3 separate regions of the Homo sapiens genome follow, and all the other regions are linked to region 2. Evidence: chromatin contacts called from ENCODE Hi-C or POLR2A ChIA-PET data. All regions are on one chromosome and are shown on one strand. Each heading gives the region's core, a stretch centred on a gene start or an enhancer-like site at or near the end of the contact. The rest is flanking DNA. Distances are from core to core; before and after follow the strand shown.

Region 1 (2,835 bases), core at 292-2,791, 180 kb after region 2:
CCAAGGGAGGTTCGAATCAGGTGCTTGCCCCCAGTTGAGCCAGAGTTGGGGTGTGGAAAGGCTTGGAAAGCAGGAGAGGCTGTGGATGGAGGTGGGAGAGGCTTGGAACTGGGTCTTTGCTATCTCAGGGGCGTGGAAGGGACTTTTGAGTTTGAGAATGACGTGTCTGGAGCTCCCTGGTTCCACGGGGCTGGACCTGCTAGGGCCTGAAGCGGGTTAAGAGCAGAAATCAAAAACAGGTTTGTTTGTGAGTCAGTAGCTGGGAAAATACTGGGAAGCAGGCTTCTTGGAGCTCCCCTTCATCCTCAGCCCTGTGGATTGGGCAGCAGCCCACGCCTCCCTGCCCCAGCCACAGCCCCCCGTCAATGCCGGCGCGCAGCAGCTTTTGCTCATCCTGCCCTGGTTCCAACCCCAAGGCCATGGGGCAGCCCACTGGGCGCCTTCCTGCATGGGTGTCCCCCTTTGCTGCTGTGTCTAGACTGCAGACACAAGTGCTGGCGGGGGCCGGGGGACTGGCCAAAACTAGGGCTGAAATCATGTTCAAAACCACAGTCAAGGCGGACTTGTCAGAAATATTCCTTTCCTTGAGCCGTCGCAGCTCAGCCTCCTTGAATCACCCTGGCCACTTCCTTCCTGTGTATATCTTATGCACGCTAAGGGACGGGGCGGGTGCAACGTGTGTGTTTTTACTTCTTTTAAGTTTTGTCTATGTTTTGTCCTTTCAATGTGTTGTAGGCTGTGGGGGCGGGGCTGTTCCGAGGGGCCTTTGTCACAGTAAGGGACACTGGGGACAGCTCGGGCTTTCTCTTCAAGCTGAAAACCTTTGGTTGTGAGAATGACTAGGAGAAGGGTCTCGCTAGGGTCATGCTTAGGACCCTTCGCAGGTGGTGTGTTTAATCTCAAAACGGCCTCAAGAGGCTCTCGATCTTTTACAGGTGACAAAGAAGACAAGGAAGACAAGGAAGGTGATCCGGGAGGCTGGAGAGCTTGTCAAGGTCACAGACCCACGGTTTTCCGCCCCCTAGGGTCCAAGCTCTTTCCTGGACATCTGCAGGCAATGTCGACACGCCCTCCAGTGTCTGTGGCGGGCAAAGGATGTGTCTCCACCCCCAGACCTTCCGATCCTGTGCTGAAAGTGTCCCTCAGCCTGTTTCCTGAGAAGCCCAGGGGCTTTTGGCTTGTTACTTTTTCTTTCTCTTGAAGTAAACAGAATAAAAGAGAGTTGCTCAGACGTCTTTGGCTGTGACCCACAGGAGATGATGCAATCTCCACGGCACCCCCACATGCATGTGTATGCACAGGCGTGTACAGATATCTAAAACTGGCACCAATTTCACAAAAACACTCACCCTTATGCGAGACACATTCACCCTACACTCATCCCCCATCTCTACAGAAAATTAAAGTATACATTCATAGTTGCTGTATTCATGCATGTACAGATGTATGTACATTTATTCATGTATGTGTATAACTTATGCCATTTTCATGAAACACTCACCCTACGTGTGATACACTCCTATTTTCTAGGAATCGCCGCCCACTGAGCTTATGTCCAAACCTTAGTGGATCATAGTCTAAGTTTGGCAAACACTGAGCCGGGAGGAGTCATGTCTGCAGGGCCCCAGGAGTCCCTTAATTTGGGTCCTGATCACTCTGCTCCACCCAGTGGAGCAGGCACATGCACTTGGCCCATAAGGAAGGAAAGGAGGGCGGGGGAAAAAGGGAGGGAGGGAGGGAGGGAGGGAAGGAGGGAGCACCTCCACCATCGTAGGCAGGACCTGTGAGAGCTGAACAGGGCCAGGCAGCTAGGCACCACTCTGGGACTCTGGGGTTTCTTAGGGGATGACTTGTTTCTGGGGTCCCAGTAGGAGGAACTCAGGGTGACGCCTCCGAGGATGTGAGTGCATGTGGCAGCCGGGCCCCTCAGCCCCTCTGTGTCCTGGTATCCTCTAAATGCAGATGATGGTGAGAATCCATGCCCAGCCCGTGGCTCGGCCCATCTCTGGGAGAGCGTGTTTACCACAGCACTTGGTGTGGTAGGAGGTGAGCAGGGTGGAAGTGCTTTGCATTCACGTGGGACTTCTGGCTCTCAGTTCATCCCACCCCCAGGGCCCGGCATGAGTGAGGCAAGGGTGGGTGGGAGGGTGCAGGATGTGGGAATGCCATGTGCTGTGCACTGCTCACTTCACCCCTCGCTCGCCCCAGTTGGGGTCCCAGACCAGGAAGCTCCATTCACAGAGGTGTGGCCTGGGGCTACTGCACTGCCCAGCAGGTTGTGGGGTCCCTTTACTCTATGCTGTGTGACAATGTTACCTTCCTGGAAAGAACCCGACCAGCCCCCTTTTGCTAGTCATTACCACAGATAGGAGAGAGAACTAAATATCTAGCCAGCCATCCTCTCGGAGCTCCGGAGCTCAGGTCACCAGGCTTCAGGGACTCGCTGCCATCCTCACAGGCTTAGATCCCTGCTGCAGGGTCAGCTAGGTAACCCCTGAGGGTGGGGTGTTCAAAGTTCAGGCTGCCCCCCAGACGTGTGGAATGCCAGCCCTGACTGCCAGGGCGATCTGAGGTGGACTGACCATCCCCTGGACACTTTCATGAAGTGTGGGCACGGGCGCGACAAGTGGCCATTTATCATCCTTCCCTGCAAAGACTGGGCCAGGTTAGAGATGGACCCCAGCAGTTTCATACCCACCAAGGGCACTGGGAGCTTCCACATAGTCACTGCCAGTAGTGGCTGCTGGCTGGGGAGAGGATCTTGGAATGCTGGTCACTGGAGGCCCTCACAGGTGACTGGGAATGTGGAGGAGCAGCAGGGTGCCTCTTCTCTGC
Region 2 (2,973 bases), core at 70-2,569:
CCTGGGTAATGCTGGAAGCAGACCTCCAGCCCCAGTCAAGCCTTCAGATGCCTGCAGCCCTGGCCAGTGTGTCTGGACTGCAACTCGATGCAATGCTGAGACTGAACTGCAGAGCTGAGTAACTCCCAAATTCCTGACCCTCAGAAACTTCATGAGATAATAAAAGTTTGTTATTTCAGCTGCAAGGCTTGGGAGTAACTGGTTACACGGCAGCAAATAGCTAATAAACCCATTCCATTTCCCGTTTTTATGATCTTCTGTCATCATGTGCTTGGCACCACTCCCACTCCACTCCAGAGAAAGTCCATGCCATGAAGAAGTGAGGATGTTTTTGGACGTTCTTTTGCACAATAGCATGGTACAACTGCTCGAGCCGTTTCTGGAATATTTTCCAAGAAACTCACCTTCTTCCAAAGGATGAAGAGATCCCAAGGCTCCTCCAGGCCACAGCCTAGAGCTATTCCTGATCTTTTTCATCCCAGAGAACACTCCAAGGCTCTAAAGTAACTACAGTGAGTCGTAAATGAAAGGGAGCCATGCCCAGGGTACTGGTGCCTCTGGCTTGTTGCCTGGGGCACAGGAGCCACCTGTGAGGAGCAACAGCAGCACCTCCAGGTTCTGAAAAAGTGGACAAAAAGGGATAAATGTGGGCCCAAGGCTAGACAGAGCAGAACAGTGGCGGCCACCATAGCAGGCTCATCTATGGGAGGAGCAGGGGCAGCCAGGAGCAGGGGCAGCCAGGAGCAGGGGCAGCCAGAAGCATCCACAGCCCTCCTGGAAGCCTCCATCTTGGGTGACAAGCTGTGCCTCATTTCTGAGAAGAAACGCATGCTGCTACTGACAGCGGTTGCCTCTGGGGCGGGGGACTGGGTGGCTGGCCGGGAAGGAAGACACATTTTTTATTCTGTGTACCTGACTTTGTCTATTGAGTGTTGTTCTATGGGCATGTGTTACCTCTTTAAAGATAGATCAATTACATATATTTAAAGTTATAACTAATCAATTACTACACTCTGCTTAGGTGTTCCTAAAAAGAAGGAGTTTGTGGTTCCATAAGTTTGGGGAACTGAGCTAATGAGCCCCCTTTATGGAGTGACACCTTAATGTCTTCAGGAGCTGAGAAATTCTGTAGTAGAGGATCATGTTTAATCTGCTTAAACCTGAATTTTCCAAGTTTGTTCTACCACATAACTATTTTTTCATAAACTCTGTATAAATAGCCCTGACTATAAATAGCTAGTTGTGTGTTTTATGCCACAAAGCTCGGGTCTGGGCCATTGACAACATAGTTCCAGTTACACACCCTTGGACACCAGGTGCAGGGCCAGAAGGAAGGACCTGAGGGAGGGCGGTGTGGTGTGGCCAGATGTCAGGACGGGAACTTGAAGCAATAGAGAAATTGAGAGTGTGGAAAGGGGATCTCCAGAGAGAAAATCCCCCAACCTACTCTATAATTTTCCCAACGGCAGGCCTGTGAGTTTTCACGCTGCCACCCAGGCTGGAGTGCAGTGGCGCAATCTATGCTCTCTGCAACCTCCACCTCCTGGGTTCAAGTGATTCTCCCCACTCAGCCTCCTGAGTAACTGGGATTACAGGCACCTGCCACCAAGCCCAGCTAATTTTTTGTGTTGTAAATACAGACAGGGTTTCACCATGTTGACCAAGCTGGTCTTGAACTCCTGACCTCAAGTGATCTGCCCGCCTCAGCCTCCCAAAGTGCTGGAATTACAGGCGTGAGCCACATTCCTTCATTCTTAATTCACAAATTCACTAAACATACACCGTGTTTATGGCCTGGGCCTAAGTGAGGTTTGTTGTCTGCCCTCAGGAAACTCACCTCTAGTGAGGAAGATGTGCAGAAAACAGCAGCAGGAGACAGTGCAGCCCCTGTGGGCTTAGGAAAGCCTCTTCCAGAAATGGCCTATGTGCCACACCCAGAGTGTGAGCTGCACTCAGCCCAGGGGAGAAGTGTGGAGGGCGTGCCAGCTGCCCTGGGGAGCCCGGGGCTTCAAGGAGCCAAGAGCAGGCAAGTGGGGCTGGAGCCTGGTTGGGGCTGTGCTGGTGGCTGCCAGGGTCGCTGCCCACACCCGCCGTCTGTGCTCTGCTCTGGGGCTCCGGGGTTTCTGCATGTGCCAGGCACCTCACCCACTGGCTTCTGGTTAGGCCCTGTGGTAGCACCTAACATAGGAGGTGTGGCAGGAGCTCCAAAGGCAGGAGGAAGAGAGGAATGTCCGTATCACAGCATGGCAGTTGTAGCAGCAGGAGCTGGATGATTAGGGACCCCAGAAGCCTGAGCACAGGCGGCACCTTTATCAGCAGTCACAGCTCTGGCAAAGAAGATGCATCCTCCTCGATACAGAACAGCAGTGCCAGCTCCTCCCACAGCCCCTGCTTCTCTACCAGGGCAGCAGCAGGTGCTGACTCTGGGCTCTAGCCCAGTGGTGCAATGGGTTGAGTGTTTGTGTCCCTCCCAGTTTCATATATTGAAATCCTAACTCCTGTGGTGATGGTGTTGGGAGGTGAAGCCTTTGCTGGGGGTGATTAGGCCCTGAGAGTGAAGCCCTCATGAAGGGGATGAGTGCCCTTATGCAAGAGGCCCAAGAGAGACCCCTTGTCCCTTCTACTATGTAAGCACGCAGCAAGAAGTCACCGACTGTGAACCAGGAAGCCCTCACCAGACACTGATTCTGCTGGTACCTTGATTTTGGGCTTCCTAGCCTCTAAAACTATGAGAAATAAATTCCTATTGTTCATAGACCACTCAGTTTATGATATTTTGTTATAGCAGCCAGAATGGACCAAGACAAAGGGTACTAGTGATTCTTATCTGTGGGTACCTCCCCTTCTTCCTCTTGTTCCCTGGCCTGCTCCTCCCTTCTACTCCTTTATCCTTCCAACACCTTTGTAATCGGTTCTCTGCATAATATGTGAAATACCTAGCATGGTTTCTGTCTCCCAGGCTGAGTCAGTACT
Region 3 (3,135 bases), core at 326-2,825, 200 kb after region 2:
GGGAATGTCCTTTTTATTTACTGTGGATTCCAGACAAACCCAGACTCTTGTACTGCACAGCACAGCCCGAAGCAGCCTTGGCCCAAGAAGCCGTCTGGGCTGGAGCTAAGAGTGTGACTCAGCTGGGACCTATTTTTCCCAACCTGCCCTGCCTGCCGCAGGGGCACAGGCAGCTGTAAGTAGAGGTGGAGGTGCCCCAAGACAAAAGGGAGCCCCCCACAGGGTGCCTTCTGGTTACAGAAGGGGTCCGCCAGGATCTCTGCCTGCAGCTGTGCGACACCTGGACTGGCCATTTTCTCCCCCTTAGCTTTTGTGGGCAGAGATTCCAGGTGCAACTGCGGAGGAAGAAAACCAATGGCCTCTTCATGCAAAGCTGCGTCCCACGAGGTGGCCTGGTGAACCATGCAGAGCAGGCCTAGCCGGCTTTAGGACCCTGCAGGCTGGGGTGAAGGGAGTGCGGAGATTTTCTAGGTTAGGGGCCTCAGGGCAGGTCTAGTCCCATTTTGTCAAAGTCCCTCTGATGGCAGCACAGATGAGTGGTGTCACTGACTTTGAAGGGATGGACCTGAGTTGAAGCATATGACAAAATGAGCTCCAGCTAGACCTGGGGCAACCCTGGGGGTCTCCCCCAACTCAGGCTGAAGGGAAGCAGAGATATGCTGCAGCCTCTGCCTTTCTTTCCTGGATTTCTCCTTTCTCCAGGGATCCTGTTTCCTTTGATTGGAAAATGGTATAGAGCCCAAGACCTGGGCGCTGGGTGTTCTCCTGGCCACTGGAGAGTTGTTGCTCTAGCCTCTCTTAGTGGACAGAGCTAGGACACATATGTATGTGTACTCACCCATTTGTATATCATGTTAGTCTATTTGCATTGCCATAAAAGAATACCTGAGGCTGGATAATTTATAAAGAAAAAAGTTCATTTGGCTCATGGTTCTGCAGGCTGTGCAAGAAGCATGGAGCCAGCATCTGTTTCTGGTGAGGATGTCAAGAAGCTTTCAGTCATGGTGGAAGGAAAAGTGGGAGCTGGTGCGTCACATGCCACAGAGGGAGCAAGAGAGAGGGGAGGGGTGTCAGGCTCTTTTCAACAACCACCTCTCGTGTGGACTGACAGCACGAAGTCACTTATTACTGTGAGGAGTCACCAAGCCATTCATGGGAGATCTGCCAACATTGGGGATCACATTGGGATCACATCCAAACCATATCATATCCTGTGCCTTTAGTGATTTCTCTCTGTCCCTCTTTGTCCACTGAACTAAGCCTGGATTCACACTGATATCTCAGACTCAAGGCCAGCCCTACAGGACTCATTCCCGCCCCCACTGTTGATCCATAACCCCCCTTCCACACTCGCCACACTGAGACACTGGCTCTAACCACCCAGCATGCCTTCACTTGTTTGTTCAAGCCCAGTGTACCTGTGTGGAAGCTTCGGAATCATTAGCCTGCTCTCACTTGACATGCATGTGCTGAGTAGAGCATCGCTCCCTTTGTCTGCAGGTGTTTCCAGTAAGAACACCGCTTTCCCAACTTACTTAGGCCAGCTCCTCCTCCCACCCCCTCACGGAGGTCATGTTTGTAATTCAGTGAGTGTCTTGTCACAGTCTGTGTTCCATCCTGGGATTCCCCAACCTACTGGTTGAGGTTTTGTAATTTGCATGCACTAAAAATGAACTCTTTGTAATGTGTACAGTTCTATGGGTTTTGACAAACACAGAGATACTTGTAGCTAGCACTCCAGTAGCAGACAGAGTAGCTCCATTACCCTAAAAATTGTCCTGTGCATCCCCTTTATAATAGCCATCTCCTGATCCTCTGAATCTCATAACCCCTGATGTGTTTTCCATCCTTATAGTTTCATCTTTTGCAGAATGTCATATGAATGGAATCATATGATATATAGCGTTTTGGGTCTGGCTTCTTTCATTTATGCTATTTCATTTAAAAAAAACAGTTTCAGTTTCAGCAGAATTTTTAATTATGTGTTTTATCTTTTTGAAAGTAGTAAGCATAGCTAGTTAAAAATCTCCATGTGATATCCTCACTACTTGGGGCTTGTATGGGTCAATTTCTATTGCCTATTGTTTCTACTAGTTTTCGTTTGTGTTGATTTGTCTTCTTGAATTCTTGGTTCTCTTTCATTTTGAGTTGGATATTAAGTATGCAAAACTTTATAAAAATACTTTGAAGCATAGGATAATGATATTATTGTTATTATTATTATTGTTATTTTTACAGAGACTTGCTTCTGGCAGGTTCATAGCATAAACATTCTCTTTAATCCAGCTCAGAAATTGAGGTCTCCTGAGCCACACTGATGACTGAAGCCAGGCTGTAGCCCTCATGAGGGTTAATTTTCTTGTTTTCTCAGAGAAGGCAATCTTTTGGTATCCCCATGCAAAGGGTGACACCCACCCCAACTAGTCTTTCTTTTTTTTTTTTTTGTTGAGACGGAGTCTTGCTCTGTCGCCCAGACTGGAGTGCAGTGGCGCGATCTTGGCTCACTGCAAGCTCCGCCTCCCGTATTCACGCCATTCTCCTGCCTCAGTCTCCTGAGTAGCTGGGACTACAGGCGCCCGCCACCAGCTGGGACTACAGGCGCCCGCCACCACGCTCAGCTAATTTTTTTTTGTATTTTAATAGAGACGGGGTTTCACCGTGTTAGCCAGGATGGTCTCCATCTCCTGACCTTGTGATCCACCCGCCTCAGGCTCCCAAAGTGCTGGGATTACAGGCATGAGCCACCACACCCAGCCTCTTTTTTTTTTTTTTTTTCTTAAAGATGGAGTCATGCTCTGTCGCCCAGGCTGGAGTGCAGTGGTGCGATCTTGGCTCAGTGCAACCTCCGCCTCCCGGGTTCAAGTGATTCTCCTGTCTCCTGAACAGCTGGGACTACAGGCACCCACCACCATGCCTGGCTAATTTTTATATTTTTAGTAGGGATGGGGTTTCACCATATTGGCCGGGCTGGTCTCGAACTCTTGACCTCAAGTTATCTGCCTGTGTTGGCCTCCCAAAGTGCTGGAATTACAGGCGTGAGTCACTGAGCCTGGCCCCAACTAGTGTTTCTATTCTTGGTGGGCCCTGAATTCTGCTTTTTGTCCCCTTAACCCTACAAAAGATCTTCATGTTTCT

The links. A loop is a pair of places that touch in the nucleus more often than their neighbours do. ChIA-PET counts read pairs that join two places held with the same protein, here RNA polymerase II (POLR2A). Pooled maps may share reads with other maps.
Region 1: a map with no recorded cell type shows a loop between it and region 2 (6-fold over the local background). The contact joins two enhancer-like sites. A Hi-C loop is called at or near these places in 11 of 168 maps with a recorded cell type or tissue (B cell, CD14-positive monocyte, CD4-positive, alpha-beta T cell and 5 more), 33 of 37 single-sample maps with no recorded cell type and 18 of 50 pooled maps. POLR2A ChIA-PET finds 5 or more read pairs at or near these places in 17 of 52 experiments (CD4-positive, alpha-beta T cell, CD4-positive, alpha-beta memory T cell, CD8-positive, alpha-beta T cell and 12 more).
Region 3: a loop to region 2 is called in a pooled map, with 2.5 times the contacts of the local background. The contact joins two enhancer-like sites. A Hi-C loop is called at or near these places in 3 of 168 maps with a recorded cell type or tissue (CD14-positive monocyte and OCI-LY7), 6 of 37 single-sample maps with no recorded cell type and 8 of 50 pooled maps. POLR2A ChIA-PET finds 5 or more read pairs at or near these places in 6 of 52 experiments (B cell, CD4-positive, alpha-beta T cell, Panc1 and 3 more).

Annotation. Positions count from the first base shown.
Region 1 is chr15:31,434,435-31,437,269 of GRCh38, forward strand. It overlaps a transcript of KLF13 not described here. Among named protein-coding and RNA genes, the nearest start is that of KLF13, 110 kb to the left of the region's middle. RefSeq lists an enhancer at 414-933. Within about 2 kb of position 1,542, at least 34 of the 41 ENCODE cell types and tissues checked have a DNase peak (open chromatin) inside an H3K27ac peak, as active enhancers do; they include B cell, CD14-positive monocyte, GM12878 and 1 more, where a contact is called at or near this core.
Region 2 is chr15:31,254,517-31,257,489 of GRCh38, forward strand. No RefSeq gene overlaps it. Among named protein-coding and RNA genes, the nearest start is that of LINC03034, 25 kb to the left of the region's middle. RefSeq lists an enhancer at 1,405-1,977. Within about 2 kb of position 1,320, at least 8 of the 41 ENCODE cell types and tissues checked have a DNase peak (open chromatin) inside an H3K27ac peak, as active enhancers do; they include B cell, CD14-positive monocyte, GM12878 and 1 more, where a contact is called at or near this core.
Region 3 is chr15:31,457,681-31,460,815 of GRCh38, forward strand. No RefSeq gene overlaps it. Among named protein-coding and RNA genes, the nearest start is that of KLF13, 130 kb to the left of the region's middle. Within about 2 kb of position 1,576, at least 4 of the 41 ENCODE cell types and tissues checked have a DNase peak (open chromatin) inside an H3K27ac peak, as active enhancers do; they include B cell and OCI-LY7, where a contact is called at or near this core.